Linked DNA regions of Homo sapiens: region 2 is linked to region 1. Evidence: chromatin loops called from intact Hi-C (ENCODE). Cell type or tissue: dorsolateral prefrontal cortex. All regions are shown on one strand. Each heading gives the region's core, and the rest is flanking DNA. Links, peaks and the distances in the headings are about the cores only. Region 1 overlaps LRP4 (LDL receptor related protein 4). Region 2 overlaps CSTPP1 (centriolar satellite-associated tubulin polyglutamylase complex regulator 1).

What was found. A loop is a pair of places that touch in the nucleus more often than their neighbours do. Peaks named below come from ENCODE experiments on the same cell type or tissue, not always from the same donor. Only the 100,000 strongest peaks of a DNase experiment are listed, where the experiment ranks them.
Region 2: a loop joins it to region 1, with 3 times the contacts of the local background. A loop is called at or near these places in 3 of 110 quality-filtered maps.

The regions. Positions count from the first base shown.
Region 1 is chr11:46,901,849-46,907,224 of GRCh38, reverse strand. LRP4 (LDL receptor related protein 4) reads left to right here. Exons shown (of 38, transcript NM_002334.4): 2 at 4,296-4,442. Among named protein-coding and RNA genes, the nearest start is that of LRP4, 14 kb to the left of the region's middle. RefSeq lists enhancers at 1-461, 462-1,296. In dorsolateral prefrontal cortex, for the core only: a CTCF peak has its summit at 3,311; DNase peaks (open chromatin) are centred at 355 and 3,224; H3K4me3 peaks cover 397 bases; H3K27ac peaks cover 5,000 bases.
Region 2 is chr11:46,973,959-46,979,334 of GRCh38, reverse strand. All of the region lies in intron 1 of CSTPP1 (centriolar satellite-associated tubulin polyglutamylase complex regulator 1), which reads right to left. Among named protein-coding and RNA genes, the nearest start is that of CSTPP1, 40 kb to the right of the region's middle. In dorsolateral prefrontal cortex, for the core only: no CTCF peak of the experiment used is centred there; DNase peaks (open chromatin) are centred at 1,743 and 2,144; H3K4me3 peaks cover 1,313 bases; H3K27ac peaks cover 3,507 bases.

The DNA of each region.
Region 1 (5,376 bases), core at 322-5,321:
TAAGGGAGCTTGCGATGTGGCTGGCAGCTTTCAAGGCCAGAGCATAGTGAAGTGTTCTAATTCAACACTTCTTAAAATGAAGGCTGCATTTTGCCACCCACAGTCATTTGTTTTCTTTCTTCACTCACCATTCTTTTCCTTAAAAAGGGTTAAAAGCTGCCTTTATGATCACAGCCAGGACTTGAGTGAAAAGGCAGAATTCCACCTCTGAGGACCCCAGAGGGACAGCAGTTGCCCAGAAGAGCTGGCTTTTTGGAGTATAATGTGTCTGTTTACTGTATGAATGCCCAAGTCAAGCGTTTGCCTGACCGGTGGCTGCCCGCCCTTCACTGCAGCGGACGCTGAGATGTTGATTTGACATGCAGGAAGTCGAGGCCCTTCAACTGCCTGCAACTAACTTGATGCCCACCGATGGAATGCTTTGTTCCTACAGTCTGCGCGGGGGAAATCGGGACTTCTGTTATCACTCAGCCAAAGGCGGGGGTGGGGCCCTAAAAAAACAAACGGAGCTTAAGGTTCTTCCCTACCAGTATGACTTTTCATTTGCACGCAGCCCCAGGACACTGCTCTACTTGCTCTATTCTGGTACTCTGATTCTTAATATCAAGGCCTTTTGGAAAAATTTAGCCTCCACAGCCCTGCATCTGCACAGCCCTGCATCTGCACACCCCAGCCTCCATTATTGAACATCTTTGGTGTGCCAAGGCATAAGATTAGTTTTTTCCACCTTTATTTTCTTGTCTAATCTTTGTTGCTTTTTTTTTTTTTCGAGACAGAGTCTCGCTGTGTTGCCCAGGCTGCAGTGCAGTGGCGTGATCTCTGCTCATTGCAACCTCTGCCTCCATGGTTCAAGCAATTCTTTTGCTTCAGCCTCCCAAGTAGCTGGGACTACAGGCGTGCGCCACCACGCCCAGCTAATTTTTGTATTTTTAGTAGAGACAGGTTTTCACCATGTTGGCCAGGCTGGTCTCAAACTCCTGACCTCAAGTGATCTGCCCGCCTCAGCCTCCCAAAGTGCTAGGATTATAGGCATGAGCCACCATGTTCAGCCCCTTGTGGCTTTTTTACAAACAAGAAAACTGAAGCTTAAGGGGCTACGTGACTTGCACAAGGTCAACTGGCTGGTCGATGGAACCCAAGTCTGTCTGCTCCAGGTCCAGTGCTTTGTCCTCTGCCTAACCTCCTCCTCCTATTCCCCCCTACTTCCTCTCTGTCCTTTCCACAGCTTTCATCCTGAACTCCCGTCTGGTACATCCCCACTCCCTACTGTGTGTGGTTAGCAGCATTTCTCAACCTCTGTTGATGTTTTGGGCCAGATAATTCTTTGTCATAGGGGCCTGTCTGCATGTTATAGATTTTTTTTTTTTTTTTTGAGACGGAGTTTCGCTCCTGTTGCCCAGGTTGGAGTGCAATGGCATGATCTCCCCTCACCGCAACCTCTGCCTCCTGGGTTCAAGCAATTCTCCTGCCTCAGCCTCCCAAGTAGCTGGGATTACAGGTGCCCACCACCATACCCGGCTCATTTTTGTATTTTTAGTAGAGACGGGGGTTTCACCACATTGGCCATGCTGGTCTTGAACTCCTGACCTCAGGTGATCCGCCCACCTGGGCCTCCCAAAGTGCTGGGATTACAGGCGTGTAATCCTGTATAGAATTATACACGTTATAGAGTCTTTAGCAGCATCCCTAGCTTCTACCCACCAGATGTCGGTAAGCACCGCCAAGCAGGACAACCAAAAATGTCTCCAAACATTGCTAAATGTCCTCCGGGGGACAAAATATCCCCAGTTGAGATCCTTATTAGCCTTATCCTTTTTCTTCACCATGATACCCCATGAAGGGGATCTGTGTACCGGGGAGTCCCATCACATGGAGTGGAATTAAACATCTTTGCTGTTCAATCCAGCTAGAGTTCACCAAAAGGGTGCCTACAGCTGTGCTGAGCCTGTCATACTACTGAAGTTCCTCAGGCTGTGTTGTCCAGGATCTGAGTGAGAAAAACCCTCCTCCCTTCTCAGAGTTCTCAGGCCAGAAAGGATGGAGTGGGGGCAGGGGCACCTGGGTCTTTTAGTGCTTCCTGGGGAAGAATCCTCTACCCTGCATTTGTAGAGAGACCCGAAGAGACAGGAGCACTGGGCTTGGAGCAAGGCCTTCCTGTGAGGTCTAGAGACACTGCACCTCCCAACTGGACCTCACTTGGCTTCCGCAGGAAATCCTGCATCTTTTTTTTTTTTTTTTTTTTTTTTTTTGAGACAAGGTCTCATCCTGTCACCATGGCTGGAGTGCAGTGGTGAGATCATGGCTCACTGCAGCCTCAACCTCCCGGGCTCAAGTGATTCTCCCACATCATGCTCCCAAGTAGCTGAGAGTACAGGTGTCCACCACCATGCCTGGCTAACTTTTGTAAATTTCTTTTCTGTAGAGACAGGGTTTTGCCATGTTCCCCGGGCTGGTCTCAAAACTGCTGTGCTCAAAGGATCCACCTGCCTCAGTCTCTCAAAGTGCTGATATTACAGGCATGAGCCACCGTGCCCAGCCCAATCCTGCATCTTTTCTAGAGCAGCTGATTACCATAGCATGTGGAGGGAGAGGGCCAGGCCTCAGTTGAGAATCTGGTGAAAGCTGTGATCCCTTACCCCAGAAACGTACATTATACCTGTAGCATCAGGGATTCACAGAACCCAAAAGCCATCCATCCATCCATCCATCCATCCGTCTGTCCGTCCATCCATCCATCCATCCATGCATTGCAGGCTAGGAAGTTTTACCTTATGCTTGCACTTACTCTTGGGGTTGAGATGGAGAGGGAAAGTTCTAGAGCTCTCTCCCTGCTTTTGGAGGGCATGGCAGCACACCTTTTTATCCTGGCCCTAAGCCCTAGGCTAGGCCAAGGAATTATAATGTGAGACAAGGATGTACATCAAGGAGATGAGCTGAGAGAGAAAAGCTGGACCAGGTACAGAGTATAGGAAGAGGGGTGACAATTTCGAGCTGACTCCTTCTCTGTTTCAGCCCAGCCTGAGGGCAGGGTCCAGCTGAGGGAAGGAAGAGGAGAAGAAAGGAAGGGGGAGAGATGAGCCATGCGCTGCGGCCCCCTCCTTCCCCAGCTGCGAGCAGAGCAGCCCAGCGGGTTGGATGAATGCTGGGAGGGGGGAGAGTGACCCTGGCAGAACCCTTTGTTCCAGCTGAGGCTGGAGCAGGGCACTGAGCCATTCACACGCCATCCCAGGGCATCCTGCTGGGCACGCTGGGGAGGGGGCACAGCAGCTGGTCATGGGACTTGGCCAGGCAGATAGCTCGATGCTCAATAGGGAAGCCCAGCTGCGTGCTGCTGAAGCCGGGGGAGAGGCTGCATCTGCCAGCCTTCCTCAAGGCTGTGGCCTGTGCCACAGACAGGAAGGCCCTGGCAGGTCCCAGTTACTCTGCCCTGAGGTGGCCTGGGGGACTCAGAGCAGCCCACCCTGCTTCCTGCTCCCCTGTGTGGATTCCTTATCCTAAAGAGGCTCCAGCATTTTAATTCCACCATTAGTTCTTGCCCTCCCTGGCCAACATCCCAGGGTCTGGTCCAAGACAGAGGCAGAGCGTCCATATCTCAACCTAGTTTTAGTGAGAAGGCTATGGAGGCCTCTCAACATCACCCTTTCTGTCCCTTGTTCCTCTTCTTCAAAAGCACCAAACCTCTGAGTGGCATCATTTTTTTTTGGAGGGGGTTGTTTCTTTTTTTCTTTTTTGAGACAAGGTCTTGCTCTGTTGCACCTGCTGGAGTGCAGTGGTGTGATCATAGCTCACTGCAGCCTTGACCTCCCAGGTTCAAGCAATCCTCCCACCTCAGCCTCCCAAGTAGCTGGGACTACAGGCACATGCCACTACCCTCAGCTAATTTTTTAGTTTTTTGTAGAAACAAGGTCTCACTATGTTGCCCACGATGGTCTTGAACTTCTGAGCTCAATCAATCCTCCCATCTCAGCCCCTCAAAGTGCTGTGATATAGGTATGAGCCACTGTGCCTAGCCTAGGTGGCATCATCTGTTTCTGGGCCCTTAGAGGTGCCATGCAAAAAAGCCCTGTCATAGAGCGGGTCACCTGGACTCTTTGTAAGCCCAAAGTCAGAGGGTATCTGCTGGGTCGTTTATGCCCTGGAGGAGGCATGGTTTTACTGCCTGCATCTCCCTTGAAGTGTCACTGTGACTCTCCAGGTGACAGTGCCCCTGGACTAGGCTCCTCTACTTTCCCCTCGGAATGGGCTTGGGTTGAGTGGGAGCTGAGCCCTCACTGATTCCTTTTCCCTCCGCCCAGGCCTGGCCAGCAGCCCCGAGTGTGCTTGTGGTCGGAGCCACTTCACATGTGCAGTGAGTGCTCTTGGAGAGTGTACCTGCATCCCTGCCCAGTGGCAGTGTGATGGAGACAATGACTGCGGGGACCACAGCGATGAGGATGGATGTAGTAAGTACCTCCCCAGAGGCAGTGGGAGGTGGTGGAGAGGGACCTGGGGGTGGGGGGCAAGGACAAGGCTGATGGAGTATTTTCTGCATCAACTGTGTCGGACTCAGAGAGTTGGTCTTTTGCAAGCTTGATAGATATTGACATTTGGGTAGTTTCTTCACTATATATGGCTCCAACTCTCCTGTGTTTCTTTTGGTTGGTTCATGCATATATGTCCAAGAAAACAAACTTGACAACACGTGTAAGAGAACACAACAGGGAGTTTCTTTAAATAGGTCTCTCTGTATTTATGTGAATATGTTTGTGTATATGTACCGCATATTTGTGCGTTTTAAAATTTATATACTATACACAAATGTGGATTATTTCTATGTTTCTTATTTTGGTATTTTGTACAATAAAACCTTTTTTTTTTTTTTTTTTTGATACAGAGTCTCATTCTGTTTCCCAGGCTGGAGTGCAGGGGCACAGTCTAGGCTCACTGCAACCTCCACCTCCCAGGTTCAAGTGATTCTCCTGCCTCAGCCTCCTGAGTAGCTGGGACTACAGGCATGTGCCACCATGCCCAGCTAATTTTTTGTATTTTTAGTAGAGATGAGGTTTCAACATTTTGGCCAGGCTGGTCTCGAACTCATGACTTCAAGTGATCCAGCCACCTCAGCCTCCCAAAGTGCTGGGATTACAGGCATGAACCACCACGCCCAGCCACACCTTTCTTAGTAACTTTGTAAGAAATCTTATATTTTCTTAGGCCGGGCGCAGTGGCTCATGCCTGTAATCCCAGCACTTTGGGAGGCTGAGGTGGGCAGATCACGAGGTCAGGAAATCGAGACCATCCTGGCTAATACGCTGAAACCCTGTCTCTATTAAAAATACAAAAAAATTAGCCGGGCGTGGTGGCAGGCACCTGAGGTCCCAGCTACTTGGGAGGCTG
Region 2 (5,376 bases), core at 145-5,144, 72 kb before region 1:
TCATATGCCACTCATGTTTTCAAACAGGGAAGTAATAAAATTACAAGGTGAAAATTAATTGTGCTATAGCACGAGTTGTAGTCTTGCAGCCGGGCATGGTGATGCATGCCTATGGTCCCAGTTACTCAGGAGGCTGAGGCAGGATGATCCCTTGAGCCCAGGAGTTCAAGACCAACATAGTAGGACTCCTGTCTCTTTAAAAAAAAGAAAAAGTATAGCCTTTGGGGGCAAACCATGTATTTATCAATTATCATTAAATTTACAGATTAATATTAATTGGTAATATGCAATTTAACTATGAATATACAGAATAGTGATATTAATGCAATAAGATACTAATACAACAGCTTAATCATTTGCTTGGCATTTTACATTAAAAATATTACATAAAAATTAGTTGGCATTCACAACTGAACTAACAGTAACAGGATCTCATTTTTTCTAATGACAAAAAGATACAGAAAAGTTCTAATTTAAAGTAACTGAAAACTCACGGGCTTAGAATTCCCTGTCCTCTCTCTTGTGGTTGATGTGGCTCTGCACGAAGGTGGGGATTCTTTTTCAAATAAGAGTCTCACATGTGAAATCCCCACTAAGAACTATCTCCACATACTGTTTATGGGATATAGCTGTAATAGTGCTCAATAATCCCTTTGAGTTTCTATTTTTGTTATGAAAGTAAAGGATGCTATTGTAGATATTTATAGATACAAAAAGGCCTAGGCCAAAGTGCACAAAAACCGTATGGGGCAAATGGTTGGAACAACATAGACTAGACAGAGAGGCCCCAGTTTAGTCTACACAGAAAACTCATAACACTTAACATATCATCTAAATTAATGGTATAAAAACACCACCAAAGTACCCTATAAAAACATACTTTGGATCTGTTTTACTAGAACAACATAATTTTTGACTCATCACTTTTAGGAATGTTGCAATGTTCAGTCCTACCTTTTCTGCCAGGCCCAACTCAAATGCCACCTTCTTTGTGAACCTTTCCCTGATTCTGTCCCAGCCAGAAGTGATCTTCCCTTTTCCCAAACTCCCTAAACATCTATTTTAAATATTTCCAGTGGCACTTTCTACCTTGATACACAGTTATTTCTGTTATGCGTATGTTATCTTCTTTGTTGGATGTCCTGATCCTTAAAGATAGGCACCATGACTCATTTATCTTTTATTTCCTTTAACACTCAGGACCATTCAGTGTCTTTCACATGGTAGACATTCAAATATTTACTTAATGAACATACAAACTGTATCCACTATTTATAAACTGTGATGCTGTTCTTTATTCAACTCAACCACTTTAGGACTGTGCCTCCCAGGTGGGAAACGCTAAATATCAAAACACATTCTATTACAATGTTAGTGTTCTTACTGGAAGCCACTTTTGTCCTGTTCTCAACTACTCTTTCTGTTGCCTTTTTACTACTGTTCCTTCTCTCTATTCCAATGAGAAGGCACTTGTTCCTTCTATTGTTACTAAGAGCCTCATTATGTTCAAGGTAAAGCGAAAAAATGCATTCGATGCAATTACCAGTTCCTCACAAATTTGGGGGCTACTTGTCATTTCAACATCCAGGACTTGAATAAAAGAAAGTCCAAATTCTTTTTACTCCTAATAACTATTTTCTTTTTTTCTTTTTAGACAAAATGGAAGCACACAGCACAGGAAGCAGTCCTCAGTAAGCCACCGTTCATAAACAGCTTTGCTGAAAGCCTAACAAAGGTTCTGTTGTGCTCTTGCATGGCAGGGCCAGTAAGCAGCAGGAGCAGATGAACTCTTTAAGAAACAAAGGTTCTGTCTTCATGCAAATGTTTGCATTAATAAAAAATAAAGAAAAAGATATAGAAAATGCAGGCTAGCTGGACATAATAGGTCTCTAAATGGGAGGTTTTTCACATTTTTCAGGCGGAGTCAGCAGGTCTTTTAAAAACTTTGTCATTCTAAACATTTCACAGACATCACAAGAGAGACATGCAAATAACAGAAGCAAATCAAAAGACATCCCGCTGCTGTGCTGGCGCCTCCCTCATCCATTCCTGGTTTGTCATTTTCTGTTAACCCTAGTGCTGGCTGCTGTTTTGTTGAGGAATGGAGTCCCTAGCCCATGTAGCAGTACATGTCTAGCCAGCTGGCCCCAGCACTGATAACATTACAATGCAAGCCATGTACTACCACTCAGGGACACGTGCTGCCAGGCAACAAGTGCAATGTGTGATTTTTACACACTCCGCTTGCAAATCTGCATGGGAAAGAGCTTCTAAACTAACCACTTAATAAGATATGGTCTTCTTGAGTGTGAGCATCACTGAGTAGTTCAGAAGATGAACTTGCTGAGGACCAGTCCTTCAAAGTGAAATACGATTGACCCTTGAACAATACGGATTTCAATAGCTTGGGTCCACTTAAAAGTGAGGGTTTTTTCCAACCAAATGTAGGTCGAAACTTCAGTATTCTCAGGAAGCAAAACACACGTATAGGGAGGGTCAACTTCTCGTAGATTCGGGTTCCACAGGGCCAACTGCAGGACTTGAGTATGCACAGATTTTGGTATACTCAGAGAGCCCTGGAACTAACCCCCTGCATATACTCATGGATGACTGCATACAATAAGGGCCTTAAAGTAAATACAGAAACTTAAAAAACTCATGTGGGGAAAGGGTTACCAAATACCTATTCTGTGCCAAGCACTGTACTATGTACTCAACTTACATTGTCTCTAATTTTCACAACCACCATTTAAGGTACTTTTATCCTTATTTTATAGCAGAGGAAATTGAAGCTTAGGGAGGTTCTGTAACATGCCCAAGGTGCAGCTAATAATAGCAAGCCAAAACCCAAAACTGTACAGCAAATTCCCCACGATTCTATACATTTCTCTCATTGTGTGTGTGTGTGTACTGTGTGTGTGTGTGTGTGTGTGTGTGTGTGACTGAAACCTAGCTTACTCTGAAAATATCACAATGACTATATTCACCCACTGCAGGACCACTGAAGTGTCACTTTTTCTGTTTTTAATCATTTAAAGTCTTTATTATTCATTTTTAAGAGCAAGTGGCTTTGTTAGCTTACAATAAGAATCTGATTAAAGCTACAAATGCTTTCTCACAGAAAAACGAATATAATATGTTGCATATAATTTTAGAGCATTCAAGAACACCCTAATGCTCATCTATAGTTCCTCTGAGGGTTCATTGCCTACATGTTAGAAAACAATCACATCTCTCTTCCTAGGAGCACATAGTCCATTTTCTTTTTCTCCATCTTTTTCTCCACCACTCTCCTAAAACTCTGTAACAAACACAATGATGACCCATTAAGCCCCCTGACCTGAAAAGTCCTTGTCTTCCTCAATTTCCATTGAACACACTATTCCTCTTCACCAGGACTTAAAATCACTTAAGTCCTCCCACATCGTCCCACAGATTCTGTCCCACTGGCCTCTCTGGATTGTACTTAACTTGGAAGTAGTAGTTAGAAACTTCATTACTATTCTTACCACTGCTCCTGAATTATAAAAACTTAAGAAGTTGAAAGACTTTCAGATCATATTGTTTATCTCCATCATTTTACAGATAAAGAACTTGAAATATTTTCTTCATTTTTTCTCCTCTTGATTCAATGATTCAAAGTTCTTGGGCTTGCTCAAAGTAGCTCTAAAGTTTTCCATATTTCTGTCTATAACCATAAAGCCAACATTTCATTTGTACAAAGCAAGCAAAATCATGGCAACAACTGAATATTTTCATTTCCAAAGAGACGAGAAAAGCTAAAGTAAAAGGAGCTAAAGATACATATACATAAGAGGGTTCAAATTAAACCAATGTACCCCCTGTATTTCTAGCATTTTTCCTCTCATTTTTCTTTCCTTTTTTGCTTAATACATCTTTCAAAATTAAATGAAGTACTTTGTTTTCACATTATAAATATTTCTTTATGCAAATACTGCTGAGCTTAAAAAATGTCTCCAGAATTTTTAGTTTTCCCTGCACAAATCACTTTGTTATTGCACTATAGAAATATATTTTCTAACTTTTAAAATTTTTTTGAGAGAGGGTCATGCTCTGTCGCCCAGGCTGGAGTGCAGTGGTGTGATCATGGCTCACTGCAGCCTTGACCTCCCAGGTTCAAGCAATCCTCCTATCTCAGCCTCCTGAGCAGCTGGGATTACAAGTGTGCACCACCATGCCTGGCTAACTTTTAAATTTTTTTGTAGAGACAGGGTCTCACTATGGCTGGTGTCAAACTCCTGGGCTCAAGCAATCCTCCTGCCTCAGCCTCCCCAAAGTGCTGGGATTACAGGTGTGAGCCACTGCACCCAGACTTTTTTTTCTTTATTTTAATATTTATTTTATAAGGAAATATATTTTCTTTGGTTTCTTCCCTAATTTCTCGAATCTCCAGGTAAAAATTGGAGTATTGTGTGTGTGTGTGTGTGTGTGTGTGTGTGTGTGTGTGTGTGTGTGTTTTGAGATAGAGTCTCACTCTGTCACCCAGACTGGAATGCAGTGGCATGATCTCAGCTCACTGCAACCTCTACCTCCCAGGTTCAAGCGAGCCTCCCACCTCAGCCTCCCAAGTAGCTGGGACTACAGGTGCACACCACCACACCCAGCTAATTTTTGTTTTGTTTTGTTTTGTTTTTTGGTATAGATGGGGTTTCACCATGTTGGCCAGGCTGGTCTCAAACTCCTGATCTCAAGTGAACCACCCACCTCGGCCTCCCAAAGTGCTGGGATTACAGGTGTTAGTCACCATGCCTGGCCTGTTTCTTTTTCTTTCTTTTTTTTTTTTTTTTGAGACAGAGTCTCGCTCTTTTGCCCAGGCTGGAGTGCAATGGCAAGGTCTCTGCTCACTGCAACCTCTGCTCCCAGATTCAAGTGATTCTCCTGCCTCAGCCTCCCAAGTAGCTGGGATTACAGGCGCCTGGCACCACGCCTGGATAATTTTTGTATTTTTAGTAGAGACGGGGTTGCACCATCTTGGACAGGCTGGTCTCGAACTCTTGACCTCAAGCGATCTGCCCGCCTCGGCCTTCCAAAGTGCTGGGATTACAGGCGTGAGCCACTGCGCCAGGCCTGTTTCATTTTTGAGACAAGGTCTTGCTCTGTTGCCCACAGTGGAGTGCAGTGTGGTGCAATCATAGCTCATCGCAACCTCCACAGCTGGGCTCAAGGAATCCTCCTGCCTCAGCCCCCTGGAGTAGCTGGGACTACAGGTGTGCACCACCAAACCCAGTTTAATTTTTTGTTTTTGTTTTTTGGTAGAGACAGGGTCTTGCTATGTTGCCCAGGGTAGTCTCAAACTTCCAGCCTCAAGCAATCTTCCCACCTCAGTTTCCCAAAGCACTGGGATTACAGGTGTGA